2 separate regions of the Homo sapiens genome follow, and region 1 is linked to region 2. Evidence: chromatin contacts called from ENCODE Hi-C or POLR2A ChIA-PET data. All regions are on one chromosome and are shown on one strand. The core of a region is the stretch at or near the end of the contact, and the rest is flanking DNA. Distances in the headings are between cores, read along the strand shown. Region 1 has its middle 19 kb from the start of CTDSP2. Region 2 holds the start of OS9 (OS9 endoplasmic reticulum lectin).

Evidence for each region. A loop is a pair of places that touch in the nucleus more often than their neighbours do. ChIA-PET counts read pairs that join two places held with the same protein, here RNA polymerase II (POLR2A). Pooled maps may share reads with other maps.
Region 1: a pooled map shows a loop between it and region 2 (3-fold over the local background). The contact joins the enhancer-like site here to the promoter of OS9 in region 2. A Hi-C loop is called at or near these places in 1 of 50 pooled maps. POLR2A ChIA-PET finds 5 or more read pairs at or near these places in 2 of 52 experiments (MCF 10A and activated CD4-positive, alpha-beta T cell).

The regions. Positions count from the first base shown.
Region 1 is chr12:57,864,105-57,866,804 of GRCh38, reverse strand. No RefSeq gene overlaps it. Among named protein-coding and RNA genes, the nearest start is that of CTDSP2, 19 kb to the right of the region's middle. RefSeq lists a silencer at 1,230-1,589. Within about 2 kb of position 1,409, at least 34 of the 41 ENCODE cell types and tissues checked have a DNase peak (open chromatin) inside an H3K27ac peak, as active enhancers do.
Region 2 is chr12:57,692,758-57,695,457 of GRCh38, reverse strand. It overlaps OS9 (OS9 endoplasmic reticulum lectin), which reads right to left and starts at 1,326. Exons shown (of 15, transcript NM_006812.4): 1 at 1,135-1,326; 2 at 532-708. The coding sequence starts at 1,296. RefSeq lists enhancers at 1,086-1,135, 1,123-1,697.

The DNA of each region.
Region 1 (2,700 bases), core at 160-2,659, 170 kb before region 2:
TATCCAGGGCTCGAGGTGTTTCCTGGGCCATCAGGACAAGGACAGGGAGGTCAATCCAGTGCCAGGGACTCTGCCTCCTGCCTCATTGCCAAGGGGAGAGACTCTACACAATGAAATCTGGATTACATACTAAAAGGCTTCAAACCCCTAAATGCAAGATGATGGCCCAGACTGAATCCTGAAACACAAAAAGGACAGGAGTGGAAACATGTGAAATCCAAATAAAGTCTGTAGTTTGGTTAATAGCATTGTTCCAATGTTAATTCTTCATTTTGACAAACGTACCATGGTTAGGTAAGATACTAATTTTGGGGGAAGCGGGGTGAAGAGTACATGGGAATTCTCTACACTATTGTTGCAACTTTTATGTACATCTAACAATTTTCCAAAATAAAAAGTATACTAAAATAAAATAAAGCTAAAAAAATTCAAGACCTAAGCTCAAGATTTAAGAGGCAGGAAAAGAAAAATATGAAGGGTGGGGCATGGTGGTGCATGCCTGTAATCCCAGCACTTTGGGAGGCCGAGGCAGGCAGATCACTTGAGTCCAGGAGTTCAATACCAGCCTGGCCAGCATGGTGAAACCCTGTTTCTACTAAAAATAAAAAAATTAGCCTGGCATGGCACGCACCTGTAGTCCCATCTACTCAAAGACTAAGGTGGGAGAATTGCTTGAACCCGGGAGTCGGAGGTTGCAGTGAGCCGAGATCATGCCACTGCACTCCAGGCTGGGGGACAGAACAAGACTCTGTCTCAAATATGTATGTATATATGTGTGTGTGAGTGTATATATGTATACATACATATATACACATACATCTATGCATACATACATGTATGCATACATACATGTATGCATACATATATATGTATGTATACACATACGTCTGTGTACACAGATGTATGTGTACATATATATATACACACACATACACACACACACATATGATTATTGTAAGTGTTTAAATTCAAAGAGCTGGGTTAGGTTAGGACCCCTCTTTTGGAGTTCACTATAAACTGTCCCCTTTTCATCGACAAAGAATTTCCAGGATTGGAGTAAAAATGGAAGCAAAGGAGCTCTCTGTATAGAGCGTCAGAGTGGGCGGTCAACCCGGACTAACGCCAACATCAAGGTCGGGTGAGGCCTGGCACCCGCTTGGTCTTTCGGCAATCCCGCCGGCGCTGCAGGAAGGGCAGGCTGGGGCCTGGGCTCTGCGGCCCCCCTCTCCGAGCTCGGCTCCCCGGGGAGGGTCTGGCGGCCGCGCTCCACTTAAACCCGGGGCGCTGCCAGAGGCCCCGGACACTCGGGCCGCGCCCCGCGAGGGCCCCAGCGCTGGCGGCCCCGCCTTGCCCGGCCAGCCGCCCTCGGAGGAAAAGCTGTTGCTCAACCCGGAGGAATGCGGGGCCGGCGCTCCGGCGGGGGAAGCGCGGGAGACTGCACGGCCGGCGGTGGCCGCAAACTTCGCCCCTCTGGACACTGCGGCTCCGGGCGGGAAAAGAGGGGCGGCCCCAGGCCGGGCCCCCAGCCCGGAGGTGGCCCAGCCAGAGCTCCCAACTTCGGGGCCGTTTAAAAACGGCGGCAGACGCAGGCCCGAGGGCCGAGGCAAGAACCTCCCACGGAAAGCTCCAAGGAGGCGGGGATTTCTGCCTCACTGTTGTGTTCGTGATTCATCTGCGGCGCCTGAAGAGTGTCTTGAACATAGTAGGCGCTCAGTAAACATTTTTGAAAGAATAACATAATCCCTCCCGGCCTCAGTTTCCTCCCGTCTACAGGAAGGGTTTGATCTCAGAGGGCCCTATCAACTCTGAAATTCTAGGATGCTGAGATTAAATCCCATGTGTACTACTGTGGTTTTGCTTTTAGTTTTTCGGGGACATTTTTAGTGCTACCCTTTATGATGTGCCAGGAGTGAATTTGACACCAGATGGCTTTTTTTTTTTTCTTAATAAGAAAGAAGACAAAGGGAGGGAGAAAAATATTTTCCAACTGGCAGTGCTGACAGCATTTTGGAAAAGAATCCAGGGAGGCAAAGAGGAGCTGTTTCAGCCTGATTCTGCCTTCTCCTGCACACTCTGCCACCCTGGCCTCCACCACAAACGAGGTAGATCTGAGTGGAGCTTTTTATGGATGAGGCAAAGGGAGCATCATTACAGAAGACTCCACCCCGAGTTAGCACTTGCTTTGTCCTCTGTGGCAGTCACAGCGAACTGGCCCCTGAGCCGCATGGTGGTGGATTCCAGCTATAGGCAGGGCTCTGGCTAAAGGCTGGATCTGGTGTTAATTAGAAGAACAGAGAGACACCTGGCAAATCAAAAGCTGGCGCTCCCTGCCTGGGGAACATGCAGGAAAAATAGCCAAAGTGGCAGTGCCTCTTCTGGAATTCCTCTTCTCTGGGATCCCAACTCCCTCTCATGGAAAGGCAGGGTGGAGAAGGGTTCCTTGCTCAAAATGACCTCTAGCTGAGTTTTTAATATGTCATGGCGCAGGGAAGGGAAATTCCTAGAATAAGACAATTTGGCAGTGTGCACAGGGGTGCCGACCAGGGATGCTGCAGGCAGTCTGCTTGGGTTCAAATCGTGGCTCCACTACTTACTAGTTGTTTGATAAGGATAAGTGACTTTATCTTTCTGTACCTTAGTTTCTCCAACTGTAAAATGGAATAATTAAAATTCCCACCAAAGGCAATTGTTGTGTGGACT
Region 2 (2,700 bases), core at 77-2,576:
ATAGAAGAACCCAAAATTAAATATTAATTGAACTTCTTGAACATTCCTGGCACTGTTCTGGCCACTGGGAATACAACTGTGAACAAGATTAATTCTTTGACCTCATGGAGTTTACACTCTAATGCGGGGAATCAGACCGAAAATAAACAAACTGATTCAGTAAATATGATTTCAGATCATGAAAAGTGCTACGATGAAAATAAAACAGGATACTGGAGCAGAGTGATAGGGCAGGGGGTGACTTTAGCAAGTAGGCTTAAGGAAGTACTCCTCCTACCCCACGCAGACCCTCAATCTTGCTTTAGCCCTTTTCTGAGATCTTCTATCCTAACCTGCTCCTACGTTCAGCAAAGTGTCATCAGTGGTTGCAGGATTCTTTGCTTCTTTCCTGTCCGTGTAATCTGTCTACTCCTCCAGTGGTCTTCTTAACCACTACAGGTCCCCTAGATCCTGCCTCATTCAGTGGACTCCAGTTCTTGGATGAACTGCTAGTTTCCAAGCCCTCATTCTATCTAACCCAGTCCCTTTCACCTTCAGCAAGCAGGGAGCATCTCTCATTGGGCTCAACAACTCAGGGATCCCAGGCCCTTGGTAAGCAGGTGTTTCCTCCTCCCTTTCACGCTGGAAGTGAATAGCTCCAGCTGGCAGGCGACACTCATAGCGCTGTTTGTACTTAGAGGAGACAATCACCACGTCCGAAGATTGGCTCTGGGAAAGAAGGGAGGGTCGGGGGGCAAGGAAGCAAAGAAAGGCTGGGATCAGGGAGAACAACGAAATCCCTCTTCAAACCCTGGGGAAGAGATCAGTCGAAGACAGAATAAGCCATAAGCCCTCCAGCTGTATTTAGTGGGTGAGAGGAGAGGGCGCTCCCATTTCTCCACGGGGGCGGAGTCCGGGTGTTTCGATCATAAACTGAGACCTGAAGGTTGACAGCGGGAAGCCCCACCTCTCCCAATTCCTGGCCCCCAGAGAATTGGTCTCAGTCTGCGACCCCCAGGGGTCACCGTAAAAGCAATACCTACTCTTCCCGATTCCCCGTAGGCTCCAGCCCCAGACTCCGGAGCTGCCCTTCTTCCTCTATCTCTTACCCGCTTCCTCTTCTGCCCAGACCCTCGCCCCTTATACGCCTCTCACCTGCCCTCCCATGACAGGCAACGGCAGGATCTCGATCCCATAACGCATCTCACTCAGCTCCTCCAGGTTCAGGCTCCCGACACCGCCGGTCAGACTTGCGGGTAACAGGAGTCCCAGAAGCAGCAGTCCTAACAAACTGGACAGCAGCGTTTCCGCCGCCATCTTTCGTTCCCCTTCTTATGCAGAGAATCTGTTTCCGCCCTAAGCCAGGCAGCGGCCTCAACACGCCCATCGGCGCCACATGATTTTATTGGCTGTACGTTCTATCCCTCCCACGTACCCTATTCCTATTTGTAAACGTGGCTCCAAGGTCCTGGGGAGGTGGATCACGACGATTAGAAATATCAATCGCTGTCCGTGATTGGTCAGAGACCAGCCAATCATCGACAAGATCAAACCCCTCCTCGTTCCCCAATTTCAGAGGCGTGGTCTATGCGCTTGGTCCTTTTAAGTTTGCCCTCTGTCTTCGCCCAGCTGTCATGCGCATCTCATTGCTTTTTCAGACGTCTCTTGCATTATATCCTGCCCACCGCCGGGCGGAGTATTGAGGCAGATAGGTAGCGTGCGCAGTGCCGGTGAAAGTTATTAAATGCTTGTTGCAAAACAAACAATTATTATACGGACGCTTACCTCTTTTCATATATACATATTGCTTTGAGGCAATCAGAAAATTTGTGTCAAAACCTTCCTATACGATCCTGCAGTTGACCTCCAGTAAAATGACCTCCAGTAAAAATCCTAGAGAAATAATGCGGGCAGCCAGACGTGGTGGCACGCACCTGTGGTATCAGCTACTCCGGAGGCTGAGGCAGGAGGATCTCCTGAGCCCAGGAGTTCAAGTGCAGCCTGCGCAACACAGCGAAACCCCGTCTCAAATAAGTACGTACATACATACATACATACATACATACATACATACATACATACATGCATACATGGGCTTCCAGTTAAGGTGAAATTATGTATTACTCTCCAGGCCGTAAGAAAGGGAAAGGAGACAACAACAGCAACATTTTGGAAGCTGGAAATCAAACAGAAGAATGTTAACTGGTTTAGCAAACTTGAGAATATTTATTACGAAACAAAGGTAAACAAGAGGCTGATTATACCTTTGGAAAACCCTCTCTGGGGAATCTCACCAGCCAAAACGAAAAATCCCAAAGATACCCTTATCAGAGTTCTCTTAATGATATAGATAACTAGAATGAATTCCACATGTAACACTTTGGCCTACGTGCCCCAGCCCTCATTCCACTTTCCAATCAGCTTTTTAGTGTTCTTACTCTTCAAAATAAATAGCCAGAGATCATTAGACATTTAAGGAAGGACTTTAATATACAAGTAAGAAACAAACAAGAAGGGAAAAGCAAATGAGAGGAAACATAAATTGCAAGGGAGGGGAAAAAACACTAAAAATAAAAAATTTAAAAATAGGCCGGGCACGGTGGCTTACGCCTGTAATCCCAAAACTGTGGGAGTCCGAGACGGGCGGATCACTTGAGGTCAGGAGCTCAAGACCAGCCTGGCTAACGTGGTGAAACCCCGTATCTACTAAAAATACGAAAA